2 separate regions of the Homo sapiens genome follow, and region 1 is linked to region 2. Evidence: read pairs that join two places in POLR2A ChIA-PET (ENCODE). Cell type or tissue: GM12878. All regions are shown on one strand. Each heading gives the region's core, and the rest is flanking DNA. Links, peaks and the distances in the headings are about the cores only.

Region 1 (5,380 bases), core at 208-5,207, 130 kb before region 2:
CTTCTTTATTTGATGTGCATTATTTTAAAAACACAGCAGAGACATAGCCTTTAACCACCTCCCCCATGCCTCTGACATTATTCATACTGAAGTTTTCAAGTAGCAGACTTGGAAAGTGCTTTTTAACTACAGCTCATATCATTAGTGTTTCTGCTGTATAAGCAGAAAAAATTGGGATGCAGCTTAGCAAAAGGCTTCAGGACAACATAAAATACAAAGGGTAATAGATCTGTTTCTCAAACAGTTTTCCTGTGTAATGCGCATCCTAATGATTTCTTTTTAATTAAAATATTTTCACAAGTCTCAGAATGAGTAACCTAAGACTATTTTGTTGGGATAATCTGTATTTCCTGAGATGTGTTAACTTCAGGGTCACTGGTCTTTATTCAGTTCTTGCTCTGCCAGGCCACAGGCTGCCTCATTCTCTCCTTTGCCCTCACAGCTTGGTATCAGCTCCTAATTTTGCATCTGGGCTCTAAACTGGACTTTCCAGCTCCCTGATGGACATTTCAGAAATGTTCTATTGATGTTTCTAACGCAACAAGCCTCATGATATTATCCTTGTGTTAACATCATTGTGACATCCTCCACACACCCAAGTCAACTTGGACTTATTTTTCTGTCTCCTACAAGCAATGGCTGCTAAGTCCTGTTGATTCTGGCTTTGAAATGTCTAGAGAATACCCTCTCATGTAGTCACTTCTATTTTTGTTGCCCTAGTTCAGGCCGTACTCTCTCTTGCTTGCCTGGACCATGACAAGTAGCTGTCTAGTTGGTCTCATGGGCTGCTATCGATTTCCTCTCAAGAGTACCCTTGAAGTTGCCCCAGAGTGCTCTTCCTAAAGAATGACTTGGTGATGTCCCTTTCCTACTGAAAAAACTTGTGGTAAGTCCCAACTGCCTACTGAATCTGTTTCCAACTTTACTCTTCAGCCTCATTTTCTGCAACTCCCTGTCATCTCCCCATGCTGAACCCCAAGAGACAACTCACGATTGCTCGATGAGATGTCCAATTTCATTCCTTTGTGCTGTTGCTTGGGTTGTTTAATGCCTAGAAACTTTAGCAAGACAACATGCAAATATTCTGCAGCTTCTCTGTGCCCCCTCACACCTGCCTGCTCCAAGCGTCATTCTTCCTTTGCAGTTAAAAAAAAATCCGTTTTGGCAGGCTTTATGCAGAATTTGTTTACATTTCTATCTCTCTTACACATGAAACTTGAACTGCTAGACAACAGAGATAATGCAATTTATATCTTTGTTTCTTTAAAGACTCAAGTTGGTGATAGATGCTTATTAAGTGCCCAGTGAATTCTTGTTGAATAAATGAATTGTTGCCTTCTTTGTGAATCTTTATCCAGTTCTCTGAAGCAAACATTATTTTGTATTTATCTTTAAGTTTTTTCTCTTTGTATTTGGTTTCCAGCAGATTTCCATGATGTGTGTTGGCACGTTTTTCTTTCTGTTTATCTTCATGGGGATTGAAGGGCTTCTTGAATCTGTGGCTTGACGTTTTTTTGTCAGCTTTGAAAAATTCTTGGTCATTATCACATATTGCTTTGCCTCCTGTCTTTCCCTCCTCTTTTGGACTCTAATTCCATATATGTTAAATTTTTCTACTAGGTGCCATAGGTCTCCTATATTTTTTTCTATCTTTTTTCTCTGTGCTTCATTCTGAGTAATTTCCATTGTTTTATCTTCCAAATTGCTAGTCCCTTTTCCAGCTGTGTCTAATCTTCTGTTAAGTCTATTTATTGAGTTCTTAGTTTGTAATATCAGTTTAGATTTTTCATTTGATTTCTTTTTTGTAGATTCTAATTTTCTGGTTACTTTTTTTCAATCTTATCTATTTTTATCAGCTTATCAATCATAGGATTTTAAGGTATTTATATAACTCCTTGGATTTCTAGAGAGTCTATTTCTATAATCTTTTAAAAAATTTCTTGGTCATATCTCTTGATATGTTTGTTAACATTTTATCGAATGCCAAATATATATATAAAATAGCAGAGATTATGAATGATACTTTCTTTTTCCAGGGAAAACTTAAAAACTATTCCAGCACTGTAACACTGCTGATAGTCCTGCCCAGTTTCTTATAGTCTCAGAAGCCACTATATGCCTCTCTATAGGTGCTTCTTATCAATCAGTAAATGCCTCAAGGGGAAAAATGTTTGCCCACATGGTTGGGCTCATTTCTTTCTGCTTCCTTTCTCTCCTGGATCTTGACCCTTTAAGTTCTGATTGTCTTGCTGGCCCTGGACTCCTAGCCCTGTTAGGTGGTGAAAGTTCTGTTCTGCTTTTTTTTTTTTTTTTTTTTTTGCTTCTTAGCAGCTGCTTTCTACTTGGCTTCTCAGTCCTTCCACACATGCTGCATATGAATCAGAAAATGCTCTGAAGAGAAAAGTAGTGATTTGGGCTCACCTCAGTGAGTTTCTCTTCACTCTGGACTCCTGGCCCTGAAAATCCTGGCTTCCTTGAGTTTCCAATGTCTTCAAAACAGGTTGTTTTTGTTTTTGTTTGTTTGTTTTCCATTTTATCACACCTTTGTGGTTTGTTCACTGGGATGTTTGCACTGCCATAAAGTAGTTTGCCATGGCTAGATGTGGGAGTCTGTGTGTTCTTCTATTATGATGCTTTCTTCTACTATAAATTTCTTTCATTTGTGAGTTCTGTGAGAACAAGGACAGTAATTTATTTCATTTATCTCTTGTAAAATGCCAACTCATTCATTAATTCACTCAACATAGGTTTTGAGCACCTACTATGTTGCCAAGTAGTTGCCAAGTGCTGAGGACAGAGCAGTGAAGAAGATGGACAAAGTCTCAGCTGTCATAGGGCGCATGTCCCAGCATGGGACAGGGCACACAAACAAACAAATAGCAAGAATATCAAATAGTAAAAGGTGTTGTGTACAGGATTAAATTCAAATGCTGAGGGAGAAGGTGGGTGGCTACTTAAAGCCTTCTCTAAATGGGTAACCATTACTTTGAGGTCTGAATGACAAGAAAAAGTCAGCCATGAGGAGATCTAGGGAATTTCCAGGCAGAGAGAGGAGCAAAGGTGAGGGACCAGGGAGTTTGCTAAAGTGGATTAAATTTGTGGGATTCTAAATTAAAAATTTTAACATAAGCTTCTTTTTTTAACCTCTGAGACTATATATGTATAGGCAAATATCCTATTTTTGTTTAAAAATGAGAAGAATTAGGATTTACATAAAATTGTTGTATTTTTATCAGAGCTCTGTTATCAGTTAAGGTCTTAGCAAAAACCAATCCAATTCACATAGTTCAAGAGACTGCAAAGAAGAGGCTCCTTAAGGGGTGTGGACAGGATTAAGAGAACGAGCAGGGTTGCTGAGGCACCCAGAGACTAGCAACAGTGGCAGTCATTACCACCCCAGGCCTGAAGGGATGAAGAACATTGCAAAGTGCTTTACTCCAGTCTGGTGGGAGCTGAAGTCAGGGAGAGATGTAGTCGCTACCAGAAAACATGCTGCAGGGCAGGGTGGGAGCAGGAAGGCAACATCTTCTCTTCTTTTTCCTCCTGCCTCACCTTGAGGGGTCGGTCTTGGCCAAACCCAACCAAGAGCCAGCTGGCAGTGGAGCCAGGTTGATGTGGTCCAGTGGAGGCAGTCTCCAAGGCTGCACAGAGAGGGGCAAGAATGGGCCTGGGGAGAGGCACAAACCAACCACACCCTCAGGTGCATTTTTGAGATGACAAGCAAGAATGAATTTGGAAAGTTTATAGGCTTCTTTTGTAGCTTCAGCCTTACTAGGACTTACATGATATAAAGTGCCTTTCCTACGTCGAGAATAGGGGGTCTGAAGGGTTTTCAGTCATACATTATGTCTTTAAGGACAGAAATTTTTTTTGAGGAAACTTGCAATTAGCTTGGGAGACTATGAGGACATAAGAATATGTGGAGTTTTGAAGGAAAGTTTTAGGGCAGAGTCTGGCATTTGTGCTAGTAAGAGGAAGAGACCCAGCGAGAGACTGGGGACAAAGCTTTAAGTCAGAGAGAGGTCAGAGAAGAAGGTGCCTGCAGTGGAACATGAAATCCTCAGTGTAAATTCACCAATACCCAAAAAGAGTCCTTTAAATCTGGCCATACACTGAAAATCTGTCTGCTAACAAAGGGTTCATGATATCCAAGCAAATATGGTATATGACCCAGAAATAGCTATTTTTTCAATTCAGCAATTTAAAATAGCAAAATCTTGAAATTTTATTGCCCAGGATATACAAAAGTACTCATACACACTTGTCTGCATACCCACCAACACAAAATGTCAATGTGGACACACACTCCCGCTTGGGCCTCCTCTCTCTCTCCGGCTCCATTTTCTCCGCCGCCGGGGGCCGGGGTCTCCTGTGGGGGGCCCAGCCGGTATCCCAGGTCTCCCTTCAGTGCCGGGGTGAACCCCCGGGGGAGCCGAGAGCCGGGGGCAGACGGGCGGGGGTTGGGGCGGAGGGAGCAGCGGCCCCAGCGAGTTTGTGGGGAGAAGTAACCAAGCGGGGGGAGGGGCTGAGCAGGGAGGGGGCCTCAGGGCCCCCCCCCAGCTATGGACTAACGGCTACTGGGGCCGCCTCCTCCAGGCGGGGCCCGGGGGGGGCCTGGGATTGGTGAGTGGGGAGCCTGGGGGCCCTGGCGAGCCTCCTGGTGGCGGAGACCCCGGTGGGGGTAGCGGGGGGTTCCCGGGAGGCCGAGGGAAGCAAGACATCGGGGACATTCTGCAGCAGATAATGACCATCACCGACCAGAGCCTGGACGAGGCCCAGGCCAAGAAACACGCCCTAAACTGCCACCGAATGAAGCCTGCTCTCTTTAGCGTCCTGTGTGAAATCAAGGAGAAAACCGGCCTCAGCATTCGGAGCTCCCAGGAGGAGGAGCCGGTGGACCCACAGCTGATGCGCTTGGACAACATGCTTCTGGCAGAGGGTGTGGCTGGGCCCGAGAAAGGGGGCGGCTCAGCAGCAGCAGCTGCAGCCGCTGCAGCCTCTGGTGGTGGCGTGTCCCCTGACAACTCCATCGAACACTCGGACTATCGCAGCAAACTTGCCCAGATCCGTCACATATACCACTCGGAACTGGAGAAGTATGAGCAGGCATGTAATGAGTTCACGACCCATGTCATGAACCTGCTGAGGGAGCAGAGCCGCACCAGGCCCGTGGCCCCCAAAGAGATGGAACGCATGGTGAGCATCATCCATCGAAAGTTCAGCGCCATCCAGATGCAGCTGAAGCAGAGCACCTGCGAGGCTATGATGATGCTGCGCTCCCGTTTCCTGGATGCCAGACGAAAGCGCCGTAACTTCAGCAGACAGGCCACTGAGGTCCTAAATGAGTATTTCTACTCCCACCTGAGTAACCCATATCCTA
Region 2 (5,380 bases), core at 95-5,094:
AAGCCCAGGTGATGAGCACCACCACCCTTAGGGCTCAGCACCCCTATACACTTTTCTGCAGCCTAGCTCCTCCTGCTGGTGTTTATAACTCAGGGTCAACAATTAATTTGGGTCTATGAATAATAACTCTGGAGAGTACTTTTATATTCTGATATCTGAACGTGAACCAGATATCAACATTATTATTAATTTCTGGGATTGAGAAAATGATTCCCTTCCATCTACTAAGGGAGTGATAAGGCAAAATCACAACTTCTATATCAATATCTGTTTGCTCAAGAATCTTAAATGCCAACTGATATGGGGCATCTGGGTAGGCTGAGAAAGGGAGGGTTGAGGGCAACTTTTCGAGAAGCTGTATTAAGCATTTCTTCGTTATGTTCTAGCAGGTGACTCGTGTTCCCTCCTCTTAACCCCCTCACTGAATCGCAGTCACTTGGTTAGATCAGCTGCTGCTGATGGGAATGGACATGCTGAGTGCTAAGCCCTTGATGTTCGCTACCACATTCATTCTCCTTGACAGTGATAGAAGGTAGATGATACCGTTTCATAGCTGAGGAACAGGCACAGAGAAGGAAATGTCCCAGAGTCACACAGTTCATAAGTGGTGGCAACTAGGACTTGAGGATTTGAACTAGGTCTCTCTGACCTTAAAGTCCCAAAGGCAATATTGTTGCTTTGTTAAAAATTCACAACCACTGGGGTTTCAACGTCTTTATACAGGGATGCTGTGCTGGAAGTGAGTTGACAGGAAGAGAGAGTCTACAGAAGAGGCTGCCTATGAAAACACAAATACTATCATGTGGAATGGTCTCAAGGAAGTCTTTTGGCAGATTTGACAGATCTGTTTAATGAAGATCAATTCTATTTAAAGCCCCTCACCAAAACTAACTGCCCATCACCTCATTAAAAAAGAAATGACTGAAGATAACAAGGGGTGTGTCTTTGGCCAGAAGTGGGCTGGCTGGAAACACGGCTTGAGTTACAGAACTGTCTCCTCAGCTTCTTTCCTGGCTTGTCTCAATTTCTCAGCTGTCAAGTGATGGAAAAGAATGCTTGCTATTCATCAAATTTGTATTTATTTGCCAATGGACAAAACGGTCTAACAATTTCCTTGCGGGATATTCTAATTGACAGTTTAAGCAGATTATGAACATTTGATTTTTTCCCCCTTGTATGACCTGAAAAATCATAAAAATGGAATTTCTTTAAAAAAAAAACCCTCTAAAATGTGAGACTGACAAATATGAACATTATTCTCCTTATCGTTCTAATCTAACCTTTCTTCCTGGACTGGTACAATGCTAATGCACCATCAGGGAGGCAGTGGGGAACATAATGGGGGCACTGGACAGGAAAGCAGAGGTTTGTTGGCAGAAGGTTGAGGCCTCCCCAGAGGACCTGGCCCTTTCTGCCCTTATTCTCAAATCCACACACCTTCCTGCCACCACAGGCTCGCCTCATAGAAAGCACTGAAAGCCAGGGCAGATGCCTGTACTGTGAACCTGTCTGCTTTCAGTTTTCCACCTACTGTCTCAACCAAAGGTAACATTTGAATCTATCCTCTAGAACTGCTGGGAGAATTAAATGAGATAATGCATGCAAAGTGTTAAGTACTGTGCCTGGCATGTAGTAAGCACTTGAGTTTATTCTTATATCTTTAAAAACATGTCTTGCCTGTAAGCTCCATGAAGGCTAGGACAATGTTCTTTTTGATGAATCACCAGGGCCTGGCACAGTGATAGGTACATGACACAAGCTCAATAAATGCCTGTTAAACAAATACATAAAACCTGACCCAGGTCAGCAGCACCTCCTGCTTGGAATCCTGCCATCACCTGATCTCCCCGCTTGCCCTCTTGTCCCTCAACACATTCTCCACATTTCAGTCAGAGTGATGGTTCTAAAAAATAGATATGCCTATGGCTTCCTTAGCAGAAAATGCAACTCTAGAATATGGCAAACTCACTCCTACACTCTCTGGTATTTTCTCTTCTCAGCCCTGTCTTTCCCTGTTCTAGGCTTTTCTCAAACATGCTTTTCTCTTCTTTCTTTCCTCCTGGCCTGTACACATGCTATTTCCTTACTGTAGTTTGTATATGCATCCTTCAGGTCTCAGTGAAAATCTCACTTTCTCAGGGAGGTCCTCCCCACTCTCTGTCCGAGACACATTGCTCTGTTTTTCTCTCTGTGTCCTTGTCTATGAAACTTATGGTGCCATAGTTTGTCTGTTCTTTCTAATAGAGGGTTAGCTCAGTGATTGCCTGGTTTAGGCTCTGCAGAGAAGATGATGTACAACTCATCCCAATACTGTATTCGGTGCCTCTATGTTGGCAGATTGATATTAGCTATGGGGGCAATGTTTATACCATGGAAACTGGCATATGCTACAAAGCAGTTCTTACTTTTTCTCCAAATAGATGGTTGTTAAACACTTACCAGCACACCACTGGTTAATCCCATGAGAGCAGGAGGTATCTCTAATCTGTCCCACAGTGACTGGCTTATAATAGACCTCTGTAAATATTTATGGATTTAAACAGAAATTGACATGGCCATACTGAATTCTGCACATATGATCTCTTGACAATGATCTTAATGCAATTCTTATTTTTCAAATGAGTACATTTAGGCTCGCAAAGTGTAGTAACTTGCCTAGGTCACAGAGTAAGCTGTAGATGCCTTGAGCCTGCAGGCTGGGTCTTTGCCTCTGCCTATTGCTTTCTGCTGTTGTCTGTCTGCACCCACATTTTCTCTAGCCTGGCTTCGGTCTCTGAATAGGCCCTGCAGCCTTTCTGTTCCCAGGCTGACTGGTCCCTCTGGCCTCTGTTTCCTGGTCCTCAGCCTTGCAATGATAGCCAGTTGGCTGCTTACCCACTTTCTTCCTGGATCAAGGTCTCCAGCCTGACCTCTGGGTGAGCCCTGCCTTTAAGGACCTACATGCAACCCACTAGATACAGGACATGGAAAACAGATAAGACTAAGAAGCCTCCAGCCCCATGCCTGTGACTCAGCAGTAGGCTAACCAAATCAACCCAGTTTGCTAGGAACTTTCCTGACTTTACCACTGAAAGGGGATTCCCAGGATTCTCTACAATCCTGGAAAAACCTGGATGGTTGATCACTCTACTTTGCCATGTGACCCATGAGCACACAGGCATGAGGCCATCAGAAGAAGGGAAATCCCAAAGGGGTTTTGAAACCACAGCATCCACTTAACCACTATGGTAGCTGAGCAGTGTGTCTGCCTCCACCTTCACCCTGACCACTGATTCTGTTTCTGTATCTCCATTTTGGTGAGTGGCTGGGACCAAGAATGAGCAATTTAACTTTCTAGGCCTCTATTGACACGTATATAAAATGGAGATGAGAATCAGCTACATAATTTATAGGGGTCAGTGAAAAATGAAAATGGGGACCCCTTGTTTAAAAATTAAGGATTTCAGCCAGGCGTGGTGGCTCACGCCTGTAATCCTAGCACTTTGGGAGGCCGAGGCGGGCGGATCACGAGGCCAGGAGATCGAGACCATCCTGGCTAACACGGTGAAACCCCGTCTCTACTAAAAATACAAAAAATTAGCCGGGCATGGTGGCGGGCACCTGTAGTCCCAGCTACTTGGGAGGCTGAGGCAGGAGAATGGCATGAACCCAGGAGGTGGAGCTTGCAGTGAGCCGAGATCGCACCACTGCACTCCAGCCTGGGCGACAGAGCGAGACTCTGTCTCAAAAAAAAAAAAATTAAGGATTTCAAGATGGTGGCCACAGAGCATTAAACTAAGCATGGGGCCCTTCTGAATGGGGGTCTCTAGGTAACTGCTCAAGACTCATGACTGTGAAGCTCGCCATGGTGATAATAATACCCATAATTGAGTTCTGGGGGTTAAATGGCCAAATCATCAATAGCACTGAGCACAGTGCCTGGCCCAGGGTAAACGTTCAGTATACTGGTGGTGGGGATTATTTCTGAGGTTTGGCCTGGCTTCCCCTGGCTTGCTTGGCCTCTTCCAGAAAGACACCTGAATTTTTACTTTGACACTGAAGTGTATCTGGTGATCTTTTGTAAGTCACTTCAGCTTCTCTTAGGCTCAGTTTTCCCCCCATAAAACATGGAGATTGCAGGAAATCTCTAAAGAGCTTACCAGCTCTAAGTCTATTTCAGCCAACTCCGTGACATTTATACACATGAGCAAGGTCTTCATGTTCTTTTCAAAGCAGCTTCTTCCTCCCTAGGCTTGCTAAGATTCTATTTGGACCTCAAGTTCCATTCATATCAAAGAGTCTCTACTTCCAACCCTAAATACATAAATCAAGGATTCTTAGATTATTTCTAAAGTTCCTCTAATTCAAAGGTAAACCCTCCTTACACATGAACAGTCTGAGGCTTGGGAAGGTGGAATGACTTGCCTAGGGTCATATAATGGGATAGGCAGATGGTAGGAATCAAAGCCAGGTCCTCCACAGTATTACATTATTTCTTTCTTGGCTAAGGAAACACCACAGCGTACCTTTATGATTGTGCTTTGCAATTATTCTTTGAGTAATTTATCATAAAAATAAACAGAAAAGCAAAAAAAAAAAAAAAAGGTTCATTTGGGGTCACCAGATGATTTTTTTCCAAGTATGTCTCCATTTTTCTCAAACCCTGGACACCTGACTCAGGCTTGGTTTCATGATTTCTCAGTAGTTTTTATTTAGCAAGGATAAGGGTTTCCTCTCTTCCTAGTTGAGTGTAGGATTTCCAGACCCTTTCTTCTCATGTTTCTGTACTCTAGGGTGAATTCGCAGATGTTCCTTTAAAGGGGCATTTTCTTAACCTTTTGTTTCCCTGTATCTCAAGTGGTCTTGTGGGGATATCTAGTCATTCCCTTAAAAGAAAAGGTTGGAAAGAAGGAAGAAATGTTCTCAGCAATTCCCTGGGTCTGGTCCACGTGAATTCCCACTAGGTCTCTCCATGGGGCATCTGGTTATGTGCCTGGTGGTTGGAAATTTTGAGCTTTTCCCAAGGGTGAGAGTGAGAGGGAAAAAAAAAGTCTCTGTCCCATGAAATCCTGTTGCTTCCTAAAAACCACCCTCGTCTATGTTGCTGTTTTCACTCATGGAGCTCTGACTGGGCAATGGATCTGGCTCACTTTTTAAGTGATTTATTTTTTAATTTAAGTTTGCACTTTTCACATGAACTGGCTCAGGACCAGCCAAAACATGTGTTGCTTACTTGGGAGTAAGACTGTGATTTTATAATTTTTAGGCTTGCTCTTAGTTTAAGCCAGCCTTCTCCTGCTGCAGTGCTGCTGAACTGACAGAGGCTGTAGAGTCAACTGGAAAGGATTTTTTGGGGCTCCCCTCATCATTCATTGGCATCTAGAGCAACATGCCATTTTCT

What was found. Peaks named below come from ENCODE experiments on the same cell type or tissue, not always from the same donor. Only the 100,000 strongest peaks of a DNase experiment are listed, where the experiment ranks them.
Region 1: POLR2A ChIA-PET joins it to region 2 with 6 read pairs; 4 of 35 experiments call an interaction of 5 or more read pairs at or near these places.

The regions. Positions count from the first base shown.
Region 1 is chr3:143,171,764-143,177,143 of GRCh38, forward strand. It overlaps the pseudogene PBX2P1. Among named protein-coding and RNA genes, the nearest start is that of CHST2, 55 kb to the left of the region's middle. In GM12878, for the core only: no CTCF peak of the experiment used is centred there; no DNase peak of the experiment used is centred there; H3K27ac peaks cover 18 bases.
Region 2 is chr3:143,304,851-143,310,230 of GRCh38, forward strand. The region is part of intron 14 of SLC9A9 (solute carrier family 9 member A9); the gene reads right to left. Among named protein-coding and RNA genes, the nearest start is that of SLC9A9-AS1, 35 kb to the right of the region's middle. In GM12878, for the core only: no CTCF peak of the experiment used is centred there; DNase peaks (open chromatin) are centred at 2,960 and 3,201.